Linked DNA regions of Homo sapiens: regions 1, 2 and 3 are each linked to region 4. A link is an interaction called in ENCODE POLR2A ChIA-PET data of the cell type or tissue named here. Cell type or tissue: GM12878. All regions are shown on one strand. Each heading gives the region's core, and the rest is flanking DNA. Links, peaks and the distances in the headings are about the cores only.

Evidence for each region. Peaks named below come from ENCODE experiments on the same cell type or tissue, not always from the same donor. Only the 100,000 strongest peaks of a DNase experiment are listed, where the experiment ranks them.
Region 1: POLR2A ChIA-PET joins it to region 4 with 7 read pairs; 9 of 35 experiments call an interaction of 5 or more read pairs at or near these places.
Region 2: POLR2A ChIA-PET joins it to region 4 with 6 read pairs; 2 of 35 experiments call an interaction of 5 or more read pairs at or near these places.
Region 3: POLR2A ChIA-PET joins it to region 4 with 6 read pairs; 8 of 35 experiments call an interaction of 5 or more read pairs at or near these places.

What each region holds. Positions count from the first base shown.
Region 1 is chr4:39,508,965-39,513,964 of GRCh38, reverse strand. UGDH (UDP-glucose 6-dehydrogenase) reads left to right here. Exons shown (of 12, transcript NM_003359.4): 4 at 3,104-3,304; 5 at 3,415-3,612; 6 at 4,058-4,205. Among named protein-coding and RNA genes, the nearest start is that of UGDH, 16 kb to the left of the region's middle. In GM12878, for the core only: no CTCF peak of the experiment used is centred there; no DNase peak of the experiment used is centred there.
Region 2 is chr4:39,576,478-39,584,805 of GRCh38, reverse strand. All of the region lies in intron 2 of SMIM14 (small integral membrane protein 14), which reads left to right. All of the region lies in intron 2 of UGDH-AS1 (UGDH antisense RNA 1), which reads right to left. Among named protein-coding and RNA genes, the nearest start is that of UGDH-AS1, 53 kb to the right of the region's middle. In GM12878, for the core only: no CTCF peak of the experiment used is centred there; no DNase peak of the experiment used is centred there.
Region 3 is chr4:39,777,021-39,785,348 of GRCh38, reverse strand. It overlaps UBE2K (ubiquitin conjugating enzyme E2 K), which reads right to left. Exons shown (of 7, transcript NM_005339.5): 6 at 7,539-7,667; 7 at 2,557-6,989. The coding sequence ends at 6,915. Among named protein-coding and RNA genes, the nearest start is that of UBE2K, 83 kb to the right of the region's middle. In GM12878, for the core only: no CTCF peak of the experiment used is centred there; no DNase peak of the experiment used is centred there.
Region 4 is chr4:39,720,338-39,728,665 of GRCh38, reverse strand. The region is part of intron 1 of UBE2K (ubiquitin conjugating enzyme E2 K); the gene reads right to left. Among named protein-coding and RNA genes, the nearest start is that of UBE2K, 26 kb to the right of the region's middle. In GM12878, for the core only: no CTCF peak of the experiment used is centred there; no DNase peak of the experiment used is centred there; H3K4me3 peaks cover 226 bases; H3K27ac peaks cover 741 bases.

The DNA.
Region 1 (5,000 bases), core at 1-5,000, 210 kb after region 4:
TCCGGTGAATTTTGGTTGTCACTTTGTCTGACAGTTCACAAAACCCCGTAATCATCTAGTCAAATATGTCATTACAAGTCATTGAACAAGTAAACTCAAAGTTCTAATTTGAGATTTAGAACTAGGAAATGGGCGGGTGCGGTGGCTCACGCCTGTAATCCCAGCATTGTGGGAGGCCAAGGTGGGCAGATCACAAGGTCAAGAGATTGAGACCATCCTGGCCAACATGGTGAAACCCCGTCTCTACTAAGAATACAAAAATTAGCTGGGCGTGGTGGTGTGCACCCGCAGTCCCAGCTACTCAAGAGGCTGAGGCAGGAGAATCGCTTGAACCAAGGAGGCAGAGGTTGCAGTGAGCCGAGATCGCGCCACTGCACTCCAGCCTGGTGATAGAGTGAGACTCTGTCTCAAAAAAAAAAAAAAAAAAAAAAAAGAACTAGGAAATGCTGGTAACATGAGAGCACATGTGATGATAGTATATTTCATATTTATTTCATTATTTCTTGTTTCCAGTGGTTGGCAGAGGTGAGATGAAGAAAATCAGTTTGCAAACTTACAGGCATCTCCTCTCTAAATGAATTTTACATTAATTGTTTGTAACTTGGCATATGTTGGTTAGATTATCAGGCTAACCAACAGACACCTTTACCTCATAATGTGGCTGAACTGTCCTACCTTTATAATGAAAAAAACAGAACCAACACTTGAGATTAAACTCTAGTAAACCACTATTTGAACCAAAGCAACTTACATCTTGCTGTCCTAGTAACCATCTACTCAAATATTCTGTATGTAATGATATAGCTATCACCAGTTGGAAGCTGAGTGAGGGTGTTATATGACTTAAGATCTTTACGAGCTGGGCATGATGGCTCATGCTTGTAATCCCAGCACTTTGGGAGGCCAAGGCAGGCGGATCGCTTGAGCATAGGAATTTGAGACCAGCGTGGGCAACATGGTGAAACCCTGTCTCTACTTAGCTGGCCGTGGTGCTGTATGTCTGTAGTCCTGACTACTTGGGAGACTGAGGTGGGAGGATTGATTGAACCCTGGAGGTTGAGGCTGCAATGAGCCATTATTGTACCTTGCACTCCAGCCTAGGTGACAGAAGGAGACCCTGTCTCAAAAAAAAAAAAAAAAAAAAATTCAGTCTCTTCTTTTTGACCTCCTTAATCACTTCAGAGAAATTGATGCAGCTTTTATGACTTACCTACCCATCCCCTATTTAAACTTGCAGAAAGTTAGAGTGGAGGCATAAAAAAATAAGAAAATATTTTGGAGTAGCTAGGTACCTGGAAAAAATCAATGAGTTACTTAGTCTAATTTTTAGGTGACCAGAGCCTAGAATGGTAATAGAATAATTTTCTGCAGAAAGGACATTTAAAAATAATCTGTTTTTGAATGCCAGACAGGAATTATTTTGTAGCAATCAGTTTTCAACTGTTGTTTTCAAAGCTCCTTTACCAGGGGAAGCTGTCTGATCATCTCCCATCTCTAGCCAGTTTCACCCTACATCATGAGCTGTCTTTGCCTTTCCGTACACCATTACATGTAACTCTTGCCCTAAGTTGTTCCATGCATGTAAACAACTTTTTCCTCCTGCTTTTCACACCTCAACTCAATCTTCAAGTTTTGATTTATTTTCACTTGATTCCTTTATTTAGTCTCCCATTGGGTTATAATCTCATCAAGAGAAGAGAGTTAGTACTACTTACTATTAGTTCAAAAATAATTCCTATTCCCTTTAAGTTTTAGACTTTTCAGAGCACTTTCATTTTTGTCAGAGCATTATAACATTCATGTGTTAGTTTTTAGAGAGCTCACTATCCTCATTTTCCAATGAGGTCACTGAGGCAGAGGCAGCCACACTTCTCCAAGGTTACATGTAATCCAAAACTAAATGCCTAGACTCTGGGCCCATGATTTTTTTTTTTTTTTTCTAAATGAAAGTCTTCGCCCATTGGCCAGGTGCAGTGGCTCATGCCTGTAATCCTAGTACTTTGGGAGGCTGAGGCAGGCAGATCACTTGAGGTCAGGAGTTTGAGACCACCCTGGCCAACATGGTGAAACCCCGTCTAAAAATACAAAAATTAGGCGGGTGTGGTGGCGCACTTGTAATCCCAGCTACTCAGGAGGCTGAGGCAGGAGAATCGCTTGAACCCAGGAAGCAGAGATTGCAGTGATCCGAGATCGCGCCACTGCACTCCAGCCTGGGTGACAGAGCAAGGCTCCATCTTAAAAAAAAAAAAAAAAAGCAAGTCTTTGTCCACATAGTATTCTATATCCTGAAGATGATAGGTAATGTCTAGCTTTAATGAACTCAGAAAGCATTTGTAAATGATATTGCAATATTTTAAAAGACTGTTGATATAGGACTGTAAAAATAGGGGAATAAGAAAGGAGGCCAGGTGCGGTGGCTCACGCCTGTAATCCCAGCACTTTGGGATGCTGAGGTGGACAGATCACCTGAGGTCAGGAGTTCGAGACCAGCCTGGACAACATGATGAAACCCTGTCTCTACTAAAAATATAAAAAAAGTGGTGGGGTGTGGTGGCGCATGCCTGTAGTCCCAGTTACTTGGGAGGCTGAGGCAGGAGAATCGCTTGAACCTGGGAGGCAGAGGTTGCAGTGAGCCGAGATTACACTACTGCACTCTAGCCTGGGCAAAGAACAAGACTCCATCTCAAAAAAAAAAAAAAGACTTTAAAACTTATTTTTAAGGACTATAATAATATATTATGTACAATAAAGAAAGGGAATAAGAAAAGGCTTACATTTCATTTCAGATTGTGAAGTCCTTTAGGATAACCGTCTCATTCATTTATGTATCTTCAGGGCTTAGCTGGAATCTGCCTGCCCTAGTTATCCGGCATATAGATAGTAGCTTCCTAACAAAAATTTATTGAATGAGTTCTCTAGATGCTTCAAGCTATTTCTTCTGATTATTATATTTATAAAATGTATTATTTCTATGGAACTAACAGAGGATTAAATCAGGGCTACTGATGATTGTTAACTCCACACTTTAACCAGTAGTTCAGGGTATATCTTGAAATCCCTATCTCACAGGCACTCTGTTCTTTATCCCATATACTTACATCAGGTGAATACTCCAACAAAAACCTATGGAATGGGGAAAGGCCGGGCAGCAGATCTGAAGTATATTGAAGCTTGTGCTAGACGCATTGTGCAAAACTCAAATGGGTACAAAATTGTGACTGAGAAAAGCACAGTTCCAGTGCGGGCAGCAGAAAGTATCCGTCGCATATTTGATGCAAACACAAAACCCAACTTGAATTTACAGGTATAAAAAATGAAGCATTAGAATCTGGTTATTCTTATGTAAATACTGATGTGTTAAAGTTGCCCATAATTAATTCTAGCTTAAAACTTTCCTTTGCATTGGGATTCTAGGTGCTGTCCAACCCTGAGTTTCTGGCAGAGGGAACAGCCATCAAGGACCTAAAGAACCCAGACAGAGTACTGATTGGAGGGGATGAAACTCCAGAGGGCCAGAGAGCTGTGCAGGCCCTGTGTGCTGTATATGAGCACTGGGTTCCCAGAGAAAAGATCCTCACCACTAATACTTGGTCTTCAGAGCTTTCCAAACTGGTTAGTATATAGCATTCAACTCTTCATTAAATTAAAGCCAAATATTTATTTATTTCAAGCCTGATAAACTACACAGATACTTTTTTAATAGTAGTAAGAGGTTATGCTTTTGAAGATCATATTCTTGCACATTCAAATTATGAAATAATTTTCACAAGGGAGATCATATATGAGGGTATAAAAGATTCTGAAAAATTCTGAAATCTTAAAATAGTAATTTGGTTTTTATCACTCTTTCCCTCTTTACCCTTTTTCTTAATCATCTGTCCTCTCTAATTTAAAACATTTTCCCTTTCTAACCCATCCATTGTCTCCTCAAATTGAGCTCATCAGTATCTTATATATCTCCCTCAGTAATTTGCGTCAACGCAATGAAATATAAACTAGATGTATAAAATTGCTGTTTTAGCTTATCTTACTCTTCTCTATGTTTTTTTTTTTTAAGGCAGCAAATGCTTTTCTTGCCCAGAGAATAAGCAGCATTAACTCCATAAGTGCTCTGTGTGAAGCAACAGGAGCTGATGTAGAAGAGGTAGCAACAGCGATTGGAATGGACCAGAGAATTGGAAACAAGTTTCTAAAAGCCAGTGTTGGTAAATTCAAATTTTTCTCTAGTAGAAAGAGCTAGTGTTTATTTACTGAAGGCATATTATTTGCTGGTACCAGCGCTTTATATATCTCATTGAATCCTTATAACCTGTTAGGTAGATGCTGTTATTTTCTTTTTTAGAGATGATTCAGACTCAGGGAAATTTGTGCAACTTGCTCAAAGTCATGCAGCTGAGTGACTAGATGTTTCTAACGCCAAAGCCATATTATTCCTTACTGCATACTGCATTGCACTAGAGCAAGGGTGGGCAAACTATGGCCTTTGGGTCAAATCCAGCCCACAACTTGTTTTTGTAAATAAATTTTATTGGAACACAGCCATGACCATTAGACTACATATTGTCTATGGCTGCTTTTGAGCTACAGTGGCAGTTTAATAGTCTCCTCAGAAACTGAATGGTCCACAAAGGCTGAAATACTTACTGTCTGGCCCTTTACCATGAAAGTTTGCTGACCCAGGCCAGGCACAGTAGCTCATGCCTATAATCCCAGCACTTTGGGAGTCTGAGGCCAAGGCGGGCAAATTGCTTGAGCCTAGGAGTTTGAGACCAGCCTGGGCAGCATGGTGAAGCCCCAGCTCTGCAAAAAAAAAAGACAAAAAATTAGTCAGGCATGATGGTGCACACCTGTAGCTCCAGCTACCTGGGAGGCTAAGGTAGGAGGATCACCTGAGCCCAGGAGGTCAAGGCTGCAGTGAGCCATGTTCATACCCCTACACTTCAGCCTGGGCGACAGAGGGAGACTCTGTCTCAAAAAGAGAAAAAGTTTGCTGACCCTGT
Region 2 (8,328 bases), core at 1,327-6,326, 140 kb after region 4:
TTTTTTTTTTTTGACAAGGTCCTGCTTGATTACCCAGGCTGGAGTGCAGTTGCATGATCTTGGTTTACTGCAACCTCTGCCTCCTAGGTTCAAACCGTCCTCCCACCTCAGCCTCCCAAGTAGCTGGGACTATAGATGTGTGCCACCACACCCAGCTAATTTTTGTATTTCTTGTAGAGACAGGGTCTCCCTATATTGCCCAGGCTGGTCTTGAACTCCTGGGCTCAAGCAATTTGCCCACCTAGGCCTCCTAAATTATTGGGAATACAGGCATGAGCCACTGCGCCCAGCCTGTTTGTCTTTTTTTTTTTTTTTTTTTTTTTTGAGACAGTGTCTTACTCTGTCGCTCAGGCTGGAGTGCAGTGGCAAGATCTCGGCTCACTGCAAACTCCACCTCCCAGGTTCAAGCAATTCTCCTGCCTCAGCCTCCTGAGTAGCTGGGATTATAGGTGCACACCAGCATGCCCGGCTAATTTTTATATTTTTAGTAGAGACAAGGTTTCACCATGTTGGCCAGGCTGGTCTCAAACTTCTGACCTCAACTGATCCACCTGCCTTGGCCTCCCAAAGTTCGAGGATTACAGGTGTGAGCCACTGTGCCTAGTCCAAATTATTTTCATTATGGAGTACTGCATAGAGATGTTACTTAATCAAAATGTGATCAGATGTAGTATTAGGTTCTAGCTGGTTTCCCAGTTGAAACACTGGGCTTCTGCAGAGATGTGATCATCCAGGAAGACTTGAATTGAACGTACTGTATTTGTATTTCATCATTAAAAAAAATTCTCCTATTGTAGTTTGGCTATGTGTATCAAAACTTACAGTGTGCATACTTGTGTTCTAGCAATTCTTCCCTGAGGAGATTAATCAGGTGTGTAAGAATGTATTTATAGGAACATATACACAGCATTGTTTTTCATATATAAATTTGGAAATGATGAAATTAAATGAAATACTGGTGCAGCATTGAAAGATAAGTTTGAGCTATTTGGAGGCATCAGTTTGTGACTGATTGGTAAGTGTGGCAGAAAGAGCAAAATAACTCAGGGTCTTATCTTGTAAAATCTGTGCCATCATATATACTGTGTTAGAAAAATGTGTACACGTATGTGGAACACATTAACTAAAATGGTAACAGAATGGTTATCATTGGATGGTGGGATTTTGTCCATTTTGTTCACTGCTTTATCCATAACAACTAGAACAATAGGGAGCCACATTAGAAAGAAGGTCATGTTTGCGTTATTTTTATAGGGGCTTTATGTTTTATTTTCCATGTTGGGCTCCTTCTAGATCTTTGGATCTGTAATACAGCCTCCCTCGTTTTGTGACTATGTTTCCAAACCCCAATTTGGAATGAATGACCTGAAGCTGATTATCGGAATACTTAAAACCAGTTAGAATAATAGCCCAGGCAAGTTGGCTCACACCTGTAATCTTAACACTTTGGGAGTCTGAGGTGGGAAGATTGCTTGAGCCCAGGAGTTTGAGACCAGCCTGGGCAACACAGTGAGACCTTGTCTCTAAAAATAATAAAATAAAATAAAAAATTAGCCCAGTGTGGTGGCATGTGCCTATAGTCCCAACAACTCAGGAAGCTGAGGTGGGAGGATTGCTTAAGCCTGGGAGGTCGAGGCTGCAGTGAGCCATGATTGTGCCACTGCACACCAGCCAGGGCAACAGAGTGACACCCTGTCTCTTAAAAAAACAAAACGGCTGGATGCGGTGGCTCACGCGTGTAATCCCAGTACTTTGGGAGGCTGAGGCGGGTGGAACATCTGAGATCAGGAGTTCAAAACCAGCCTGGCCAACATGGCAAAACCCTGAACTACTAAAAATATAAAAATTAGCCGGGTGTGATGGTGGGTGCCTGTAATCCCAGCTACTTGGGAGGCTGAGGCACGAGAATTTTGGACCCGGGAGGCGGAGGTTGTGGTGAGCTGAGATCTTGCCACCACAATCCGGCCTGGGTGAAAAGAGCGAGACTCTGTTGCAAAAATAAATAAATAAAAATAAAAAATTAAAGGTGAAACACAAATGCCATTTAAATGAATACTGAAGTAGAATTTAGCTACTGGTGGACCAGTACAACTGGAATATATAGCTGGTCTTTTTCTATAAGACCCTTTCTTTTTTTTTTTGAAATGGAGTTTCACTCTTGTTGCCCAGGCTGGAGTGCATTGGCACAGTCTTGGCTCACTGCAACCTCTGCCTCCTGGGTTCAAGCGATTCTCCTGCCTCAGCCTCCCAAGTAGCTGGGATTACAGCCGTGCACCACCACACCCAGCTAATTTCGTATTTTTAGTAGAGACAGGGTTTCACCATGTTGGTCAGGCTGGTCTGGAACTTCTGACCTCAAGTGATCCACCTGCCTCGGCTTCCCAAAGTGCTGGGATTACAGGCATAAGCCACCGTGCCCGGCCAAGACCCTTTCATATTCAAAAAGAATCCACTTCTTCCCCTTTTTTCTCTTATGAATTATTTGCTGCAAAGGAAAGATCCAGTTAAATACAAGTTATGGGGGAAGCCAGACAACACAGATACTGTAGGCAAAGTGATAATAACCTTTAGGTTTCAGAGGGTACTCTTCTTCCAGTGTGTTGGTTATAGTTTATCTAAGAAAAGACATTTGCTAGACCAGGCGCGGTGGCTCATTCCTGTAATCCCAGCACTTTGGGAGGCCGAGGCGGGCAGATCACCTGAGGTCGGGAGTTTGAGACCAGCCTGACCAACATGGAGAAACCCTGTCTCTTCTAAAAACACAAAACTAGCTGGCTGTGGTGACACATGCCTGCAATCCCAGCCACTTGGGAGGCTGAGGCAGGAGAATCACTTGAATCCAGGAGGCGGAGGTTGCAGTGAGCAGAGATCGTGCCATTGCACTCCAGCCTGGGCAACAAGAGTGAAACTCAGTCTCAAAAAAAAAAAAAAAGAAAAGACATTTGCTGGGCATGGTGGCTCACGCCTGTAATCCCAGCACTTTGGAAGGCCCAGGTGTGTGGATTCCTTGAGCTCAGGAGTTCAAGACCAACCTGGGCCACATGGTGAAACTCCGTCTCTACTAAAAATACAAAAACAGCCAGGTGTGGTGGTTGTGCGCCTGAGGTTCGAGCTACTCCTGTGGTCCCAGCTGCTCAGGAGGCTGAGGGAGGCTGAGGATCGTCACTTGAGCTTGGTGCTGGGGTAGGGGGTGGGTGGGGGTGCAGAGGTTGCAGTGAGCCTAGATCACACCACTGCACTCCAGCCTGGGTGACAGATCAAGACCCTGTCTCAAAAAAAAAAAAAAAGAAAAAGAAAAGGAAAAAAACGAAAAAAGAAAAGACACCTACTGAGTTAAAGTTAACCAGTGGAAATCTGTGTGTGTGTCTTTTAATTCTGATGATCCTAAGAAGTTATGATAATTAAGTAGCCTGCAAAAACAAAAGCAAAAGTATGATTTCAGGTTCTGGTTAAAGTGAAGAGACAAACTGTGTAAAACTCCATTGTTAACAGGCAGATCTGCTCATTAATAGAGAAGGAACTTAAACATTTGAATTTTAGAGGGAGAATATAAAATGTTTAGGCATAAAATATTTAAAAAACATTTTGTTGGACAGTATAGAGAAAAATGCACAATATAAATAATACTAAAATCCAAAATATTAAAGACTAAGGTATTTTAAAGGTTTTTTTCCTTCTTAAGCAGAAAGGCCAAATTGAAGATTAAGGATAAGTTCTAGGATGATGTACAATAAATTATGCTCATTAGGAAACACTAGAGTTCTGTTAAGACACTTTCTTAATTAAGCACGTGATATTAGCTATAATATTGCAATGATGTGAAAAAATTCTGTGGGCCATGAGCTGAGTTCTTTATGTACATTAATATTTTATTTATATATTTAATTATATCACTTAATCCTCATGGTGAATTTAAGGTTGATAATAGGTTGTGTTTATCTTTTTCATAGTTTGAAACTTTGCCTTAGAAACAGAGACAGGGGCTGGGTGCGGTAGCTCACACCTGTAATCCCAGCACTTTGAGAGGCTGAGGTGGGCGGATCATGAGGTCAGGAGTTCAAGACCAGCCTGACCAACATGGTGAAACCCCGTCTCTACTGAAAATACAAAAATTAGCTGGGCCTGGTGGCACACACCTGTAATCCCAGCTACTTGGGAGGCTGAGGCAGGAGAATTGCTTGAACCTGGGAGGCAGAGGTTGCAGTAAGCCAAGATCGCACCACTGTACTCCAGCCTCGCCTGGGTGACAGAGTGAGACTCCATCTAAAAAAAAAAAGAAAGAAAGAAACAGAGACAAGATTTGAACCCAGATACCTCTGACTTTTTGGCTGGGTGTGTTGGTTTATACCTGTAATCCCAGCACTTTGGGAGGCCAAGGTGGGAGGATTCCTTGAGCCTAGAAGTTGGAGAACAGCCTGGACAGCATAGGGAGACTGTCGCTACAAAAATAAAAATTTAAAAACCGGGTGTTGGTGGCACGCATCTGTGGTCCCCACTACTCAGGAGGCTTGAGGTGGGAGGATCACATCAGCCTGGGAGGTCAAGGCTGAGGTGAGTTGTAATCAAGCCACTACACTAGCTCGGGTGACAGAGTGAAACCCTGTCTCAAAATAATAATAATAATAAAACCACACACAAAATATTTTTTAACCACATTTTTGTACCTCACTGTTTGTCAGTTCATTGGCAGCTCTGTTGAATGAGAAAGAAGAACATCTCCAACACATATGAGGTTCTTGAGCAGATGTTAAAGAATAGCAATTAAGTTCTTGTTTAGGTATGTTTCAGTAACTCTAGAGAGAGATTTTTTGTTCTTTGTAATTTTTTTTCGAAGAATTTCCCCAGCCTAAGTTTCCTCATGGAAGCTACATTTGTCCACTTGTTGTCATTAGAATCTTCTTTGATCTACATTTCCCCCTAAGCCCATGACTGCCAAGGCTTTCTTTCTTTTTTTTTTTTTTTGAGACGGAGTCTCACTCTGTCACCCAGGCTGGAGTACAGTGGCATGGTCTCGGCTCACTGCAACCTCTGCCTCCGGGGTTCAAGCGATTCTCCTGCCTCAGCCTCCCAAGCAGCTGGGACTACTGGTGCGCACCACCACACTTGGCTAATTTTTGTATTTTTTAGTAGAAATGGGGTTGCACCATGTTGGCCAGGTTGGTCTCAAACTCCTGACCTCAAGTGATCTGCCCACCTCGGCCTTTCAAAGCGCTGGGATTACAAGCATGAGCCCTGTTCCCGGCCTGCCAAGGCTTTCTAATAGGCTTTCTAGATATCCTATTGGACTATTTTAGATTCTATACTTTTCCCTAGCATATCTCTGTGGCAAGTCTTCCATTCTCTTAATCCCTTTTTGTGCCTTTTTCTTTTCTTTTTTTTCTTTTTTTTTTTTTTTGGAGGCACTGTCTCACTGTGTTGTCCAGACTGGAGTGCAGTGGCACAAACACAGCTCACAGCATCCTCGACATCCTGGGCTCAAGCAGTTCTTCCACCTCAGCCTCCTGAGTAGCTGGGATTACAGGTGCACATCACCACATCCAGATAATATTTTAACTTTTTTGTAGAGATGGGGTCTTTCCATGTTGCCCAGGCTGTTCTCAAACTCCTGAGCTCAAGCGATCTTCCCACCTCAGCCTCCCAAAATGCTGGGATTACAGGGATGAGCCACTGCACCCGGCCTTTTATGTGTTTTAATCTCTTTTTCTTCTGCCTCTTCTCCCACTGAAGAAATAACTACTTCATATTATTCTACTCATATTATTCTATTACTGCTTTACTCATATTATGCAGTCTCTGCTTTTTTTTTTTTTTTTGACAGTCTCACTGTGTTGCCCAGGCTGGAGTGCAGTGGTATGATCTCGGCTCACTGCAACCTCCATTTCCCCAGGTTCAAGCGATTCTGCTGCCTCAGCCTCCCGAGTAGCTGGGATTACAGGTGTGCGCCACCACGCCTGGCTAATTGTTGTATTTTTAGTAGAGACAGGGTTACACCATTTTGGCCAGGCTTGTCTCGAACTCCTGACCTCAGGCGATCCACCTGCCTCGACCTCCCAAATTGCTGGGATTACAAGCGTGAGTCACCGTGCCCAGCCCATTCTCTGCTATTTTGAAGTTTCCTCACCTCAAGAACTTTCACGACCATCCTTGTTTAGATGGGGAGATCGAACTCTACTTTTACTTCTTTCTTGGCATCAGTGTTAACATGAATGGTTTCCTGGACAGCAACTACTGTCAGTAAACTGTCCACATGTGGCACCCATCCCCACATTACTATAATATAGAAGATATTTAAAGTCTATATTTCTATAGATACTGTGGGTATTATCTTTGGTTTTTCTCTAATTGTTGTTTTTACAAATTGTTTCCCTTTGGAGTAGACAAAATCAACATCAGTGGTACCAATGTTTTCTCCAAGTAAGTCAAGAGAAAATTGAGATACATTGTAAATTAGGCCTCTCTGCTTAAGAGTTGCATCAAAACTGTGAGATTCTCAAGTTGGGTGTGGTAGCACACACCTGTGGTACCAGCTACTTGGGAGCCTGGGGCGGGAGGATTGCTTGAGCCTGGGAAGTGTAGGCTGCAGTGAGCTATGATTGTGCTGCTGCACTTCAGCCTGGGCACCAGAGAAGACCTTGTTTCTTAAAAAACAAACAAAATTCCCAGAACTAAAATTCTCCTGTTTTACTGGATACTGGACACATGGTTTTTGAATGCTTTAAAAGACTACGATTTACCCATTGTAGGTGTTTGAATTCAACACATTGAATATACATTCCAGCACACTCTGCTTTGCCAAAAACCTTAAGTCCTGGACTAGGAATATGGTTGTGGTACTTCGGCATTTCATTATTCAGAGCCTAGAGCATAGCCTGTTTGTGAATATGAGGAATGTAGCCGTCAAGCCACAGAAGGGCAGGATCCAACACCAGCTCTTGGCAAGATGTCCCAAAGACTTACCGTAGCTTGGTCTAAGATGAAGTTGCTTCTCTTAGCCAGGCTCCTGATAATTTCTTTCATTCTTGATTGTGTTTGTGAGTACGTGTACAAAGGCACTCATTTTTCATTTAAAACTGAAAGGAGGCCAAGCACAGTGGCTCACACCTAAATCCCAGCACTTTAGGAGGCCGAAGTGGGAGGATCACTTGAGGTCACGAGTTCAAGACCAGCCTGGCCAACATGGTGAAACCCTGTGTCTCCTAAAAATACAAAAATTAGCTGGGTGTGATGGTGCAGGTCTGTAATCTCAGCTACTTGGGAGGCTGAGGCAGGAGAATCACTTGAATCCAGGAGGTGGAGGTTGCAGTGAGCCGAGATTGTATCACTGTACTCCAGCCTGGGAGACAGAGTCAGACTCCGTCTCAAAAAAAAAAAAAAAGGCTGAAAGGGCTCCTGTCTGCCCAGCAGTGAGCTAAAAACTGTATTCTTTTCTACTGAAAGGCATAATTTGACTCCTGCTTTTCTGGCTCCCTTTACCTAGGAGAAACACTTATGAACCAACACACCTTCCATATTAAACTGGCATAATTTCTCTAATTACCAATTGTGTGTGAGTAATTGGTTCTATAGATACTCATATAGCAGGAAAAATTGTACATTACTTAGCATCAAAGGGAAGCCTCCTCCTCCTCCTCCTGGTGGAAGGAGGAGAGATTAGTGCTGAAGAAAAACACTGGTCATGTTCACCTGCCTTGGCCTCCCAAAGTGCTAATTTTAACATTTGTGTTAAAATATATCAAATATTATATAATGGAAAAAATATTCCTATTCCACAGTGTTAAAAATATATAGGTATTCCAGCCAGGTGTGGTGGCTCATGACTGTAATCCCAGCACTTTGGGAGGCCGAGGCGGGCAGATCACTGGAGGTCAGGAGTTCGAGACCAGCCTGGCCAATATGGTGAAACCCTATCTCTACTGAAAATACAAAATTAGCCGGGCGTGATGGCAGGCGCCTGTAATCCCAGCTCCCTGGGAGGCTGAGGCAGGAGAATCGCTTGAACCCAGGAGGCGGAGGTTGCCATGAGCTGAGATTGTGCCACTGCACTGCACGCCAGCCTAGGCAACAGAGCAAGACTCCGTCTCAAAAAAAAAAAAAAAAAAAAAAAAAAAAAAAAAAAAAAAATATATATATATATATATATATATACACATACACACACACATAGGTATAAGTTATATACATTGGTAGGTCTTAGAGTTGGAGGCAGTCAGAGAAATTACAACATGACATTGTGATGATCTGAGCCTTTGTAGAGAGCATTTGGTTCTGAGGTTAACTACATGCAGCAGCTAAGTAACATGTCTCAGACGCTTCAACCACAGTGGCCTT
Region 3 (8,328 bases), core at 1,561-6,560, 57 kb before region 4:
AAAGCAATTTTACTTCAGTGAGTGGATGCCCCTTAACTATACATACTTGCCCCCAAAACCATGTGATTTTCTCAAGGTTTTCTGCATTGACAGCCCTCCTTTAACCTAAACTCCATTGCTGAGTGAAGATAAAGTTGGGGATAAAAACATGGAGTCAAGAGATAACTAGGTGTAACTGACAGAACAGAAATGAGTTACTTAAACAGGAATAAGCATATTATTTAGTGACCTGGAGGTAACCTAAAAACAAAAATCCATTATTTAAAAACTGTTCTGTGTACTAGTAGTAAAGTTTGGTAGAGAATTAGTTTTTTTCACTATGAACTCTTACTACTGACTTTTTAAAAGCAATGAGTTTATTTGGAATAACAGTCATTTTTCTGAGACGGAGTTTCACTCTTGTTGCCCAGCCTGGAGTGCAATGGCACGATCTCGGCTCACTGCAGCCTCTGCCTCCCGGGTTCCAGTGACTCTCCTGCCTCAGCCTCTCGGGTAGCTGGAATTACAAGTGCCTGCCACCATGCCCAGCTAATTTTTGTATTTTTAGTAGAGACGGGGTTTCGCCATGTTGGCCAGGCTGGTGTAAAACTCCCGACCTCAGGTGACCCCTCGGCCTCCCAAAGTGCTGGGATTACAGGTGGGATCAGGCGTTAGCCATTGCGCCTGGCCTAATTTTTTTTTTTTTTTGAGACAGAGTCTCGCCCTGTCGCCCAGGCTGAAATGCAATGGTGCAATCTCAGCTCACTGCAACCTCCACCTCCCGGATTCAAGTGATTCTCCTGCCTCAGCCTCCAGAGTAGCTGGGATTATAGGCGCGCGCCACCACGCCCGGCTAATTTTTGTTTTGTATGTTTAGTAGAGACGAGGTTTTACAATGTGGGTCAGGCTGGTCTCGAACTCCTGACCTTGTGATCCACCCACCTCAGCCTCCCAAAGTGTTGGGATTACAGGCGTGAGCCACCATACCAGGACTGGAATAATTTTTTTTTTTTTTTAATTTTATTTGGAGGCAGGGTCTTGTTCTGTTGCCCATTCTGATGTGCAGTGGTGGATCATGGCTCACTGCAGCCTCCAATTGGGCTTAAGTGATCCTCCCTCCTTAGCCTCCGAAAGTGTTGGGATTACAGTTGTGAGCCACCACACTGGCAAAGATAATCAACCATGCTCCAGCTAATAATCACTTCAGCAATTATCCTGAATTTGTGTCATTTTGCAAACTTTGCCATTTGACTTTATCTGATACCTTAAGAAAGTTATCCTTAATAATTTTCATATTATTCACTGGAAAACTAATTCACTGATGATCAAAACAAAACAAGTGCCAAATGTCTGATGCTCTTTAAATTTGAGTATCTATTGCCAGGGCATGAGAGCTCCTTAAATTCTCACTCTGTTGCCCAGGCTGGAGTGCAGTGGTGCAATTTTGGCTCACTGCAATCTCCGCTCCCCAGGTTTTCATGCAATTTTCCTGCCTCAGCTTCCAGAGTAGCTGGGATTACAGGCGCGCACCACCATGCCCAGCTAATATTTGGTTTTAGTAGAGATGGGGTTTAACCATGTTGGCCAGGCTTGTCTCTAACTCCTGACCTCAGATGATCCACCTGCCTCTGCCCCCCCAGGTGTTGGGATTACAGGTGTGAGCCACCACACCCAGCTTTGAATTCTATTTGTTATCCTGGATTTTTAGTACCTAAAGACCCAGTCTTACTCCACAAAAAGAACACTTTATATTGATATTCCAGGTCAGGAGGAATTCCATTTCTTGGCAAAGAAACCTATAGGCCTGCTGTGAGTTGGTTACAAATACCATAAAGACACGATCAGTTTTGCCATGTAAAATAATTTGTACAAACCCTGACAAAGTGTCTTCTAATTATCAGCATTTATGGAGGAAGGGTCAATCTACAGATAATAACCAATCAATGGACCTTTGAAATAGTCAGACATAACAAAAAATAGCTACTTTGCCAAACCACAATTTTCAAACAAGGTATCCTCTTGGTGGTTTCAGATTAGGAACAGAGTAATACTTTCATAGTTTAGCCAAAATTTAGTGTTAGAATTATATTAACGTCTATACAATTAAGTAGTTTTATAGCTACATCAATCATTTAATTTGATCTTCACCAACACGCTACGAAGTACTGGGCAAATATCTTACCTAGATGAGGAAACTGAGGCTCAGAAAAGTCCAGGCTCTCTGCTCTTGAGTAAAAGCTGGGATTAAACCCTGGACTTTCTGAAACAATTCAGTCTTTTTGACAGTACCGAGCAACTTTCCAGAAAGCATATATGGAAACAGAATACAAAGTATTACTTAACTAACTCTTAATTACTCTAAATTTTGGATTAGAACCTAAGCAAATATGTTCTTTTAGTAAATTTAATTAGAACTAAATTTCAATGTTTTTAAATTCAAAGATCTGATACAACTTACTGCATTTATATGTCAATCACTATGAAATTTGTGAAGGAGAAATATCTGCCTGGTTCTTATTTAGAGTAAGACTTAATTGCTTGTCCACAGATGAGCACCCAGAAATAAGATATAAACCATTTTCAGGGGAAAACATGCATGCATTTATTTTTAAGAATTCCCAATAAGGGGGGAAAAATTCAACATCTTTAAAAATGTGTTTATTTTTTAAAAAATCAGTTGTGTACAAAAGTGTTTCGTAGTTTTTAATTCTCAAGACAAATACCCCAACCTTCCACCCCACAGCCCACCCTGCTTCAATGGTATTTCTGGTAACCCACCCATTTTCCCCTTACAGGAAGTTAACGGCTCAGAATAGACCCTCCTACAGAATTTATCATCACTAACAGATTGTTTAGAATAGAGATCTAGAGAAGCTAACAAGCAAGGTTCCCTATAATGGCAGTAGACTTCCAGCAGACACCACAACAAAGCACCATCAATTGCTGAAAGCTAAAAAATAGATATTATTTTCAATAATATTTCATTTTCTATTGGAAAAGTTTTTTAAATTACATTAAATAAGTCTCTTTCCCCCCAAAGAAATAGTCTAGCTTTTATTATGATGCCTGTAAAAAGTAGGTAACAGCAAGCAGACAAGGATCGTTAACAGCACAGTGTAATGATTTCTATCCACTCACACCTATAATCAAACTGACAAACTGTGCCACACCTGATTATATATAGCAGCATGGTTGAAATAACCAAGCAAAAGGTGACACATTCAAGACTTCCATTTAGGTGATTGCAAGTTCATGAGGGTGTATCAGTCCAATGAAGCAGTAACAGAACAAATGGGACAAGGGAGATACTAACACTCCCCTACCCCTATGCCACAAGATCTTTGATCTATATTGCAGCAGTGCAAATAGAACGTGTGACATAATATGTAGACACTGAAGAAAAGTCACACTTGGGAATAAAGGCTATTTTATCAGTAAATACTTCAAGTTGCCTTCTTCCCAGTGACAGCAACTGGCTGATGGTAAGCATTTACTTTAAACTGATACTAAAAAGAATGGAAACGTAATTTTTAAATCAATGGTTTGTACCCTGGAATTGAAATTCCTTGAACTAGAAAAAGTGATTAATACAACATTTTGTAGAAGTCCATGAAATAAAGTTAACTGTAAACAGACGGCTTCCTTTTTCCTATCTAAACATTGTTTCCCTCTACATACTAGAAGGTATACCTGGCTCCAGCTGTTCCCTACCCCAATCCATCTTAAATCTTTAAAACAATAACAACAAAAATTCATAATTTCCTATTTTGCTACATAGGATTGTAAAACATTACCATACACCTACTGCACAGTTTTAAAAGCTCAAATCAGGCATACACTTATACCCAAGATCTGCTTTTCACATTGGTAAACTTATTAAGCAGCCTCAACAGTAATACAGTATGCTGCATTCTGTAGTGCATAAATAAGCAAAATCCGTTTAAACTGCCAATTCTTTCTTACAGATACTTAAAAAGAATTATTTTGCATAGTTTTATGTGCCAACAATCATAAATGTGTATTACTTCTAAAAAATGAAAAAAAAAATCAAGTCTTCCATTTCATAGATTATTCTCTTCAAAAGCAAAATACTTAGACTCCATTTATATATCCTTGAATGTGTTACGTGTTTAAGTAAATCATAGTCGTGATTCCAAACATTTCGGGGTGCCAACTCAGAGCACCTAATTCAGTACCTAGTTCCTCAAATATTTATATACCACTGAATACTTATTTGGGTCCACTAACTGCCATTCATTCATTCATTCATTCATCAGTACTGAAATACTATACAGCTAATTATTTCTTCTTTTAAAAGAGGCACATACTCAGGAAACAGGCCTGATTATAACAAAAGCCTACTGGAGCATCAGTGACTTCTAACAAATCGGCCTGCCCTAAATGGGATTTCACTGGATTTTTTTTTTAACATAATTTTTGAGGCTTTTAAAACTGACAAACGGAGCCAACTCAAAAATATTAAGAATTACAAAAATAATTTCCACCAGGGTACTTTTCCCCTAGGCCTGACCTTTTAGTGTCTTTTTGTCCAAACATATTTAAGACCAGAGGAAAAAAGCAATTGCTTTAGTTTCTATGTTTGGGTAACTAAATCTACCCACAGACAAGAGAATAACAAAAACCAAACAGTACAGTGGGAAATATACCAGAAAGGAAAAAAAAGATCATCACATTAAATGTAAATGAGGTAAATTTTTATAATAAAGAATCTTTTATGAAGAATGTCTCAAACCAAATATTGTACTTTCCAATTTCTTGGGCACTGGGGATGCTGAAGTGTAGTTAGATGAGTATATAACCCTATAGGGCTCATGTGCATAAAAATCAAAGCAGGATATAGCTGCCTCCAAGAGCATGTATGTATGTATATATGTAAAATGCTTGACCTTTAGAAACCTCTGAGCTCTCTCACCTTTGTTTAACCACAGGACAATTAAATATACCCTGATAATACAGGCAAAAAATAAACTGGGTAGATGTGTCTGATATTTTTAAACCCAAATTCTACTAATACTACCAAGTTGCCCTCCACTTAAAAAAAGTAGTTCTAACCAACACTGGAGAAAAACCATCCACATTTTCACACAATCCCACCTTACTTCAAAATATAAAGTACGAGGTTTCAGGTATTTAAAATAAATAAAGAAAAATCTTGTTTCCTTTGGCATCTTTAGAAAATAAACTACAGCAATAAAAAGAGGTGATTGTATAAAGACATGCGTAAGCAAACATATGGGGAAAAAACAGCAACTTGTGTTTAGTATGTAATAATATCAGCTATAAGAGTTTACTGTTAATTAGGAAAGCCTTACAAATTTTTGGAAGAACCTTCACATCTTTAACATTACAATATATTTAATAATGGTTCTTTTATTGCTTCTAGTATCAAGATTATTGAGAAGTCAAATGAAGTTATGCTGACGTTATGATTCAAAAATTATCTTCCAAACATTTAACGATTATAATTTAAGATAAATAACACTTAAAGAAAGCAAACCTTTTATAATATGACTTTCAATATACAGCCTTACTTTAATTCAGTCTGATTCCATTACATTTTTGTTATTTTGTATTGGTCCTAAAAATTTAAAAAGAATTGTATTTCTATATATAGAACTGCCTGCATAAATCCACTTCAACCTTCATAAAATGGTTACATTAGTGTGTGATCTTGCAAAACTAATAATTTTCAAACTTTTGAACTTAGAATGAAATGTAAATTTAATACAAATAGTCTGACTATGTACAAGAGAAGGTAAAGTTTTCAATTCTCGTATTATCAGAAACATCATAAAGAAAGCTAGATTTATAACACACTTCTATTCCTATGTGCATCTGAAGTATGTACAATAAAACACCAACACAGCTTTCATGTGTCAATAGGGGAAGTGCAAGCAAGAATGACTTGAAGTATCCAATAAAGCAATCTCTATAGACCCCAAAATCAGGCTAAAAACTGCAAACAGCTGACTGCATCCTTGCCAGTTCTCAAAGAAAAATTTCATCACTAAAAAATAGGTGTCAAATTCACTGAAAAACTAAGTTGGGTTCTTTCATTAAACCTGGGAATAATGTAACATCAAGTATTTACTATTTTTGCAAGAGAAATAAAATTGGCAGTTCCATTTTTACATTACTTAAGAAAAATTTAAGAGTGTTTGAAGAACTGGGACAAGACATTCCAAACCTACGACCTAAAAATGAAGCAAGGGATACATACTGTCCTTCAGCACATTTCCCCACCTGATACAGAGAAATTTACCATTAGAATATTAGCTGTGTGTGGCAAGGCGGGGGTGGGGGGGGTGAAGGGGGAATCAGACACTGTCCCAGTCTGTTGACAAGGACAAAAAGGCTCTGAATAGGTCACCATCTTCAATTCTGAATAAATTTCATATTTAAGAATTCTCAAATGCTTAAAATGGTGGTCTTTTCAGCTACCCATCCTAAGAAGTCAAGTACAAGCATGCAAGTAAATTCACAGGCACAGAGGATCCATGTTAAAAACAGTTAAGGTAGCTGTGATGCAACACCAACAATTTGAATGGCCCTGACACACTCAAAATATTATCTTAATTATTCAACAAAATCCTGAAGCAAACTCTTGCTAGTCTTGGTACACTGCTAAACACTAAAGTAGCATGTTTCTTCCATGGTTTTAGCTTAGCTCAGGGAATTTTTACACTATTAAGAAAAAAAATTAAAGTATTTCCCCTTTTTAAATTTACACAGACGTTTAATTAGCTTTATTTACAGAGCAGGGATTTTTTTTTTTCAGTCTCCAATGGTGCCTAGATAACATCATTAGGCAAGAATGCCAGTTTAAAAGAAATCTATGCAGAATCCTAAAAATAACAGATGTTGGTGCTCCTCAAGAAGAGGCAAGCTTGACTATATCAGCAGCTCTCTATGCCTCAGTTACTCAGAAGCAATTCTGTTGCAGTCTCTACATCCCATGATTTTGAAGACAAGGCCACTATTACTGCATTCTGTAGAGAAGAAAAGGGGACAGGAAATTAAATCTCAAGGAAACATTTAAACAATACTGAATCATTCACTCTTTATACTGGGAATTAACACCTTGTTTCTTTTCTGTAAGTTGATTTACATTTGCAGTGCATGGAAAGCTTCTAAAATCAATGACAGTAATTAGTAAAAATAAAAAAATCACTGACTTTGAAAACAGAAAATATGTTTACCAAAACTAGATTTTCTCTTATTTTCCTTTTTTTTTTTTTTTTTTTTTTTTTTGAGACAGGGTCTTGCTCTATCACCAAGGCTGGAGTGCAGTGGCATGACTATCGCTCACTGCAGCCTCGACCTCCTGGGCCCAAGGGATTCTCTCACCTCAGCCTTCAGAGTAGCTGGAATTACAGGCACTCACTACCATGTCCAGCTAATTTTTGTAGAGATGGGTTTCGCCATGTTGCCCAGGCTGCGAATTTCTCTTATTTTCTAAACCACTTTTGTCAGCCAAGAATTTGCAATAATTTAAAATCAATCAATATATCAAAATCAACATGCCCTTATGTACTTACCCTATCAAAGCCCATAGCACATAGGTTTTCTATTTTTTTGGTGTATTCTGGACTAGAAACTGGTGCTCCAGCATACACATGTGCCCAAAGTCGAGCTGTCTGTTTGAACATTTCGGGATTTTGTTTGTACTATATGGGGGGAAAAATTGATTGACATGACATTACAGTTATAATATTTGATATATTTCAGCTCTTAATCGCCTACAATCCTACTTTTCCAAATAAAACAAATCTACATTTAAAATGTGATTCACTTTGCATTATAGACAACCTATGTCACTCGAGAAAAGACCACTTAACCTGAAGCTTCGACTCACAATTTGTGTTGACAATAATAAAGACAAGTAACATTAATCTACTTTAATCTCCAAATTCAACAAATATAACTAGCAAGACTAAAATTAGGTTAAGTGAGGTATTAAGAGATGTTCCAAACACTGGAAAGCAGCAAACATTATACAACTGAACACAGATTACTAGCTTATAAAAATATGTGGACATTAGAATAATTTTTTACGATGTAACCAGCTTTTGTATTACCCACAGCCCAGGCTAGAATACAACTAGATTCTTCTGTTTTCTTACAGCTGCATTAGTGTACAGTGATTTATGGAAACCCCACATGCAAAGTCCTAACTTATTACATAACTTGAGATGATTATAAACTCACAATAGAGTAATTTTATTAAAAGACTTCCCATATGCATTGGAAAGAGGTAAATTTATCAAATACTTTGGAACCACCATTACTTAGTAAAGCAAAGTATAAATTACTAACTATTCAATTCAC
Region 4 (8,328 bases), core at 1,393-6,392:
ACTCTGTCTCAAAAGAAAAAAAAGAAAAAAGGAAAAAAGGAAAGGCAGGAGGAAGGGGAGGGAAAGGGAAAAGGAAAGAAAGGAAAGAAGAAAGGAAGAAAAAGATATTTGGATAGTCTGATATCACTGACACTACAGGAATAATATTTCAAGGAAACAGTGGGTAATGTTGCTGAACGATCAACAATAATACCTAATACATCGCTTTATCATCCAGACAGGAGGTACAGTGGTACAATCATAGCTCACCGCTGCCTCAAACCTCTGAGCTAAGGCAATTCTCCCGCCTCAGTCTCCCAAACTGTTGGGATTAGAGGCGTAAACCACCACTCCCAGCTCAATATCTATATATAATTTACAGGCAATATTTTAACTGATGTACATGTAATAACTCAATCTTAAAACAAACTTACGTGCTTACCAATAAGGAAGCTGAGGCAACAAAGTCACAAAGCTAATAATCAGTGAAGCCAGGTTTTAAAACTGATTCAAGAGTCAAGACAGAGCTTTTCTTTTACTTATTTTTTTTTTTGAGATGGTGTCTTGCTCTGTCGCCCAGGCTGAAATGCAGTGGGGCAATCTCGGCTCACTGCAACCTCCACCACCCGGGTTGAAGCGATTCTTCTGTCTCAACCTCCTGAGTAGCTGGGACTACAGGCGCACAGCACCACGCCTGGCTAATTTCTTACATATTTTTTAGTAGACACAGGGTTTCACCACATTGGCCAGGCTGGTCTCGAACTCCTGACCTTATGATCTGCCTGCCTCAGCCTCCCAAAGTGCTGGGATTACAGGCGTGAGCCACTGCACCCGGCTCACTTCTAAGATTTCAGTTAGAGGACATCTCAATGTATGCCAGTAAGAAAAAAACACTGCCATTTACACCATGACACAATACTTTATCACTCAGTTTTTATTATACACTTACTCAACTTTTAGAATTTATATACTTCAATCCTAAGATTAGGCCAGGCACAGTGGCTCACACCTGTAATCCCAGCTCTTTGGGTGGTGGAGATGGGCTGATCATTTGAACCCAGGAGTTCAAGACCAGCCCATCTCTATCCTTATGGAAAAAAAAAAAAAAGATCAGTCCAGACAACATGGTGAAACCCTGTCTCTACAAAAAAATTAGGTAGGTGTGGGTGTGGTGGTGCATGGCCATAGTCCCAGCAATGCGGGAGGCTGAAGTGGGAAAATCACCTGAGCCCAGGAATCCCAGGCTGCAGAGAGCCGTGATCTTACCACTGGCACTCCTGCCTGGGTGACTGTGGTGTATCCTGTCTCAGCGCTCCCCCCATAAGAAACCTTTAAGATTATTAAAGAGAAAAGAAAAACAGTCAAAGCTACTCCTCAAACTTCTTCACATCAAGTCCTACTCTCCAGTATCACCTTTTCAATTCAGTCTTTGTTGTCCATGTTTTTCCTACACAATACAATCCTCTGTATGTGATATAACATTTGTACTCTAAGACTGCTTGTGACATAAAAGGACTAGAAAGTAAACTAAATGATTACAACCATTAAGAAGAATAATGTAACTGTAAAAAGGTAAGTCAGAAGTCAAGGAAACCTGAGCATGTACTGTGTCATTACATATTCAAAAATTAGTGTTTCTTTTGTTGGACATAATAAGACAATTGATTTGGTTTCATAAAAATGTCCTTGTATGTTAAAGATCCACAATGAATTATTCACTGTACAATGACAGAATTCTGGGGTTTGCTGCAAAATAACTCAGAAGATTTGTTTCAAAATAATCTAGAAGGGGACAGGTACATTGGCTCACGCTGGTAATCCTAACACTTTGGGAGGCTGAGGTGGGTAGATCACCTGAGGTCAAGAGTTTGAGACCAGCCTAACCAACATGGTGAAACCCTGTCTCTACTAAAAACACAAAAAATTAGCCAGGTGTGGTGGTGCACGCCTGTAGTCCCAGCTACTCAGGAGGCTGAGGGAGGAGAATCGTCTGAGCCCAGGAGGCAGAGGTTGCAGTAAGCCGAGATCGCACCATTGCACTCCAGCCTGGGAGACAGTGAGACTCCATCTCAAACAACAAACAAACAAACAGCAAAATAATCTAGAAGGGAGTGGGAATCTGACAGACAAACTAGCCACATGTTCATAACTACCGAAAGTGGAGGCCAGGAGGAGTGGTGGCTCACACCTGTAATCCCAGCACTTTGGGAGACTGAGGCAGGAGGATTGTTTAAGCCCAGGAGTTCAAGACCAGCCTGGGCAGCAAAGTGAGATCTCCGTCTCTACAAAAAAGAAAAAGAAAAAGCAACTGGGTGATGATATCTATTATGCTATTTTCTCAACTTCAGTACAAGTTTAAAAATTTTAGCAGAAAGTTAAAAAGTAAAAACAGGCCAGGCACGATGGCTCACGCCTGTAATCCCAGCACTTTGGGAGGCCAAGGCAGGTAGAACACCTGAGGTCAGGAGTTCGAGACCAGCCTGGTCAACATGTTAAGACAGACATATAGGGAGGATGCCACATAAAGACAGATTATTGGGGTGATGCATCTACAAGCCAAGGAACACCAAAAACGCTGGCAAACCAACAGAAACTAGGAAGAGGCAAGGAAGGATTCCCCAGAGGTTTCAGAGGCAATCTGACCCTGCTGACACCTTGATTTCCAACTTCTAGCCTCCACAACTCTGAGAATAAATGTTTTATTTTAAAAACCCAAATATTTACAATACTATTTTAAAAAAAAAGGCCAAGTGTGGTGGTACATGCCTGTAATCCCAACACTTTGGAAGGCCAAGGTGGACAGACTGCTTGAGCCCAGGAGTTCAAGACCAACCTGGGCAACATGGCAAAACCTGCTCTCTACTAAAAATACAAAAATTAGCCAGGTATGGTGGTGTGCACCTGTAGTCCCAGATACTCAGGAGGCTGAAGCAGGAGGGTCACTTGAACGCAGGAGGTTCTCACAGTGAGGATGGAAGAAAATTCCCTGCATGCTTCTGGCAGGGGGAAGGGGGAAAGTAGCCATTCTGAAGTAATTCCAAAGTAATCTGTTCTTTTTAAAAAGGCCTGCCTTCAAGAGAAAAGATTTCACCAGAGGTTAACCAACTGGAGTTTTATCAGAGCTAACTGACCCAAGGGAAGTGAAAAACCCAATCCCAGCCTTCCAATCTCAACTAAGGAGGAAGTGTGAACTGAGAAGCAACTGTGAATATCACAGCCCAGGTACACAGATTCACTAAAAGACTACAACAGAATACTGAAACCTTACTATCAAGAGGTGTTTTTTTTTTTTTTTTTTTTTTTTTTTTTGAGACAGGGTCTTGCTCTGTCACCCAGGCTGGAGTGCAGTGGCATGATCATGGCTCACTGCAAACTGCCTCCCGGGTTCAGATGATCCTACCTCAGCCTCCTGAGTAGCTGTGAGTACAGGTGCATGACACCATGCCTGGTTAATATTTGTATTTTCTGTAGAGACGGTTCGCCATGTCTCCATTTGTCTACAAATCTCAAATTCTTGGGCTAAAGCAATCTGTCTGCCTTGGACTCCCAAAGTGCTGGGATTACAATTGTCAGCCACCATGCCTGGCCACGAAGGCTTTTGTATAACAACAGGACGTTACTCAAAGAACTGCATTTGTGCAATACTTGCAAGGAATTAAAAAACTAAAAAAGAAAAATATATAACTGCATGTCTCAGATCTTATTTAAGAAGTCTCTAAGGAACCCCAAGACAACAAAGTAAACAAAAATAAGAACACTGGAGGAAATATTAGTTCTCACACCTACAGCTACAAAAAATGTTAATACAAAACACAGCCCAATCCTAAGTCAGATAAACGTAATGCCTCACACTAAAGGCTTATGTATCTCAGTTACTTTTACCTAGTAAAACATGCCCAGCATTTTTTTTTTTTTTTGAAACAGGGTCTCACTCTGTCCCCCAGGCTGAAGGGCAGTGGCGCCATCTCAGCTCATTGCAACTTTTGCCTCCGGGGCTAAAGTGATCCTCCTGCCTCAGCCCCCCCAAGTAGCTGGGCCTACAGGCATGCACTTACCATGCCTAGCTAATTTTTGTATTTTTTTTTTTTTTTTTTTTTTTTTTTGCAGAGACGGGGTTTTACCATGTTGCCCAGGCTGATTTTGAACTCCTGAACTCAGGCAATCCACCTGCCTCAGCCTCCCAAAGTGCTAGGATTACAGGCATGAGCCACCATGCCCGGCCCATGCCCAGCTTTCAATAAAAAATTACAAGGTGTACTAGAAGACAAAAAAATACAGTTTGGGCTGGGTGCAGTGGCTAATACCTGTAATCCCAGCACTTTGGGAAGCCAAGGCAGGAGGATTCACCCAGGAGTTTGAGACTAGCCTAGTCAACACAGCAAAACCCCACCTCTACAAAAATACCACAAAAATTAGCCAGGTGTGGTGGTGCGTGCCTATAGTCTCAGCTACTTGGGAGGCTGAGGTTGGAGGATCACTTGAGCCCAGGAGTTCCAGGTTGTAGTAAGCCATGATTGTGCCACCGTACTCCAGCCTGGTGACAACAATTAAAAAAAAAAAAAAAATTAAAAAAGGACTGGGCATGGTGGCTCATGCCTGTAATCCCAGTACTTTGGGAGGCTGAGGCGGGTGGATCACCTAAGGTCAGGAGTTCGAGACCAGCCTGACCAACATGGTGAAATCCCATCTCTACTAAATACAAAAAAACCAGATGGGTGTGGTGGTGTGTGCCTGTAGTCCCAGCTACCTGGGAGGCTGAGGCAGGAGAATCGCTTGAACCCCGGAGGCAGAGGTAGCAATAAGCCGCGATTGTGCCATTGCACTCCACCCTGCGCAACAAGAGAGAAACTCTGTCTCAAAAAATATATTTTTTAAAAAAGGAAATTAATTGTACAGTACCCATTATTAACACAGAGAAACAATTATTTTAAATGTTATTATTTTCCCTTAACAAAAATTTAAATTACAAAGACATTCTGAGTTTTCCCTCTAATTTATTAATCTCTTTAAGAGCAGACAGGCCACGTGCAGTGGCTCACGCCTGTAATCCTAGCACTTTCGGAGGCCGAGGCAGGCGGATCAGGAGGTCAGGAGATTGAGACCACCCTGGCTAACACAGTGAAACACTGTTTCTACTAAAAATACAAAAAATTAGCAGGGCGTGGTGGTGGATGCCTGTAGTCCCAGCTACTCGGGAGGCTGAGGCAGCAGAATGGCATGAACCTGGGAGGCAGAGCTTGCAGTGAGCAGAGATCGTGCCACTGCACTCCAGCCCGGGCAACAGGGCGAGACTCAGTCTGAAGGAAAAAAAAAAAAAAAAAAAAGAGAAGACAGCAGGGCTGGGTACAATGGCTCATGGCTCATGCATGTAATCTCAGCACTTTGGGAGGTCGAGGCAGGTGGATTGCTTGAGCTTAGTTCGAGACCAGCCTGGGCAATATAGTGAAATCCTGTCTCTACTTAAAAAAAAAAAAAATTATCTAGGTGTGGTGGCATATACCTGTAGTCCCAGCTACTCAGGAGGCTGAGGTGGGAGGATTCCTGGAGTCTGGAAGGCAGGGGGTGCAGTGAGCTGAAGTTGTACCACTGCACTCCAGTCTGGGTGACAGTGAGACACTGTCTCAAAAAAAAAAAATTAAAGAAAAAAGAGAGGTGAGTGGATCACCTGAGGTCAGGAGTTTGAGACCAGCCTGGCCAACATGGTGAAATTCCATCTCTACTAAATTAGCCGGGTGTGGTGGTGCGCGCCTGTAATCCCAGATACTTGGGGGGCTGAGGCAGGAGAATCACTTGAACCTGGGAGGCGAAGGTTGCAGTGAGCCGAGATCATGCCACTGCACTCCAGCTTAGGTGACAGAGGGAGACTCCATCTCAAAAAAAAAAAAAAGAGAGAAAAAGAGAATACAGCAGGTCCTTGGATAACATCATTTCCTTATAACATTTATGAGGAAAAAAAAATCCCACACGGGCTGCTGTCTTATGTGGAGCTTGCCATGTTCTCCCCACGTCTTTGTGGGTTTTCTCCGGGTACTCAGGTTTCTTCCCAAATTCCAAAGATAAACATGCTAGATTAACTGGCATGGTTAAACTGTACCAGCATGAGTGAGAGTGGGGGTGTGTGTGAGTGCACCTGGTAAAAGGATTTTGGGAATAAGATTATTTCCAGGATGCCAAAGAAGTAATCCATCCTTTACTTGCTAATTGCAAAGAGCATAAAATGTACCTTTACAAAGAAATCTTGTAGTTCCCACCTTAATCAAATGATTAAACAAGTGACCAAGCATCAATAACAGTAAGAAAATCTGATATTACACATGTACTAATATGATTCAATATGAAGTATACAACATCACTTGGGATCTTCTTACCAAAATGTTTAACCTGAAGCTAATCAAACCTTTACACCTAAACTAGGAATCACAGACATCAGGATTTTCAGTATTAATGAGATGAGAAAAAAAGAAAGGTATGTGAAGGGGTTAACAATCATAAATTGTAAAAGACCCAAGAATACAATTATATACAATCTGTGAACGTTACGTAGATAAGACTTTTTTTTAAGTCAACTGAAAAATAGAAGTTTGGGGTTTTTTTTGGAGACAGGGTCTTACTCTGTCACCTAGGCCGGACTGCAGAGGCTGCAGTGAGCCATGATCATGGCACTGTACCTACTGGGCTCAAGCAATCCTCCGACCTCGGCTGCCCAAGCAGCTGGGACCACAGCCACATGCCACCACACCCAACTATTTTTTTCTATTTTTGTCGAGACGGGCTTTTGTCATGTTGTCCAGACTGGTCTCAAACTCCTGGGCTCAACTTATCCTCCTGCCTCAGCCTCCTAAAGTGCAAGGATTACCAGAGTGAGCCACCATGCCCAACCAAAAGAATATTATTTTTAAGAGATGCATGCTCAAGTTTTTGGTAGTGAATTATATTCATGAGAGCAACATGATCTTAGCTAGTGGGGATACAAGTGTACTGTCCTTTCGACTTTTCTCTTCAAAATTTTATTGATAAAAAGTTAAAAGTTGACTGGGTATGGTGTCTCATGCCTGTAATCCCAGCACTGTGGGAGGCCGAGGCAGGTAGATTGCTTGAGCCCAGGAGTTCAAGACCAGCCTGGGCAACACGGTGAAACCCCATCTCTACAAAAAAAAATATGAAAATTAGCAGGGCGTGGTGGCACGTGCCTGTAGTCCCAGCTACTCAGGAGACTGAGGTAGGAAGATCACTTAAGACCAGGAGTTTGAGGCCGCAGTGAGCTGTGATTGAGCCACTGCACTCCAGCCTGGGTGACAGAGGGTCTCCCAAATACTTATAACTTCTCTTCGGCTCCCTATTCAACTCTAGCCCCATACTACAATAATTTCTTGCCTAAGCTACCTAAAAAGGTTTCCTAAATGATCCTGAGTTCATTCTTGCCCCTCTACCCTCTACATGGCTAGTTGTCTAATCAACTTTCTTTTTTCCTTCTTCCCTACTAAAGAAACTCTCATTTTAATTGAGGAGTACTGTGCTCAACTAAAGAAGATTTCCTAGCCTCCCTTAAACCAAGAAGAGGTTATGACGCAGTTTTGGTTAAAAAAATAAAAACAGTCGTAGGACAGTCCATCAGGAAAAGAAAAAAAGAAAAACAGAAGTTGGCCAGGCAGGGGCTCAGGCCTGTAATCTCAGCATTTTAGAAAGCCAAGGCAGGAAAATCACTTGAGGCCAGGAGTTCAAGACCAGCCTGGGTAACATGGCAAAACTCAGTCTCTACAAATAATTTAAAAATAATTAACTGGGCACAGTGGTGTCTACCTGTAGTACTAGCTACTCGGAAGGCTGAGGCAGGAGAATCACTTGAGCCCTGGAGTTCAGGGTTACAGTGAGCTATGATCATACCACTGCACTCCAGCCTGGGCAACAAACTGAGACCTAGTCTCTAATAAATAAAAACATATATACATAGAAAAAAACAATAAAATGTTTTTCCATTATTCATTGTAAAATGATTATTAACTATCTATACGTATACAGAGTTGATCATGGTCATTCTAATTTATCCTGTAAGTATCAGTTACCGGTTATTCCCAAGAAACTCTTTCCCTGAGGCTAGAATACCCAACTTCCATAGGTCCCCTTACTTAAAGTCAACAAACACACTTATTAGCTGTTCAATTTCTCACTGCCTTACTGAGCCATAATTTATTCCATAACAGCAAGGATCATGTCCATTTTATTAACATAGGTAGCATTCAGTAAATATGTGAATAAATAAAAAATGTAAAGTTACACTAAAGAATTGAACCACAGATGATGTCATATATACTAAATAGATGCCAGTGAGATCTTCAAAAGGGAAAACTA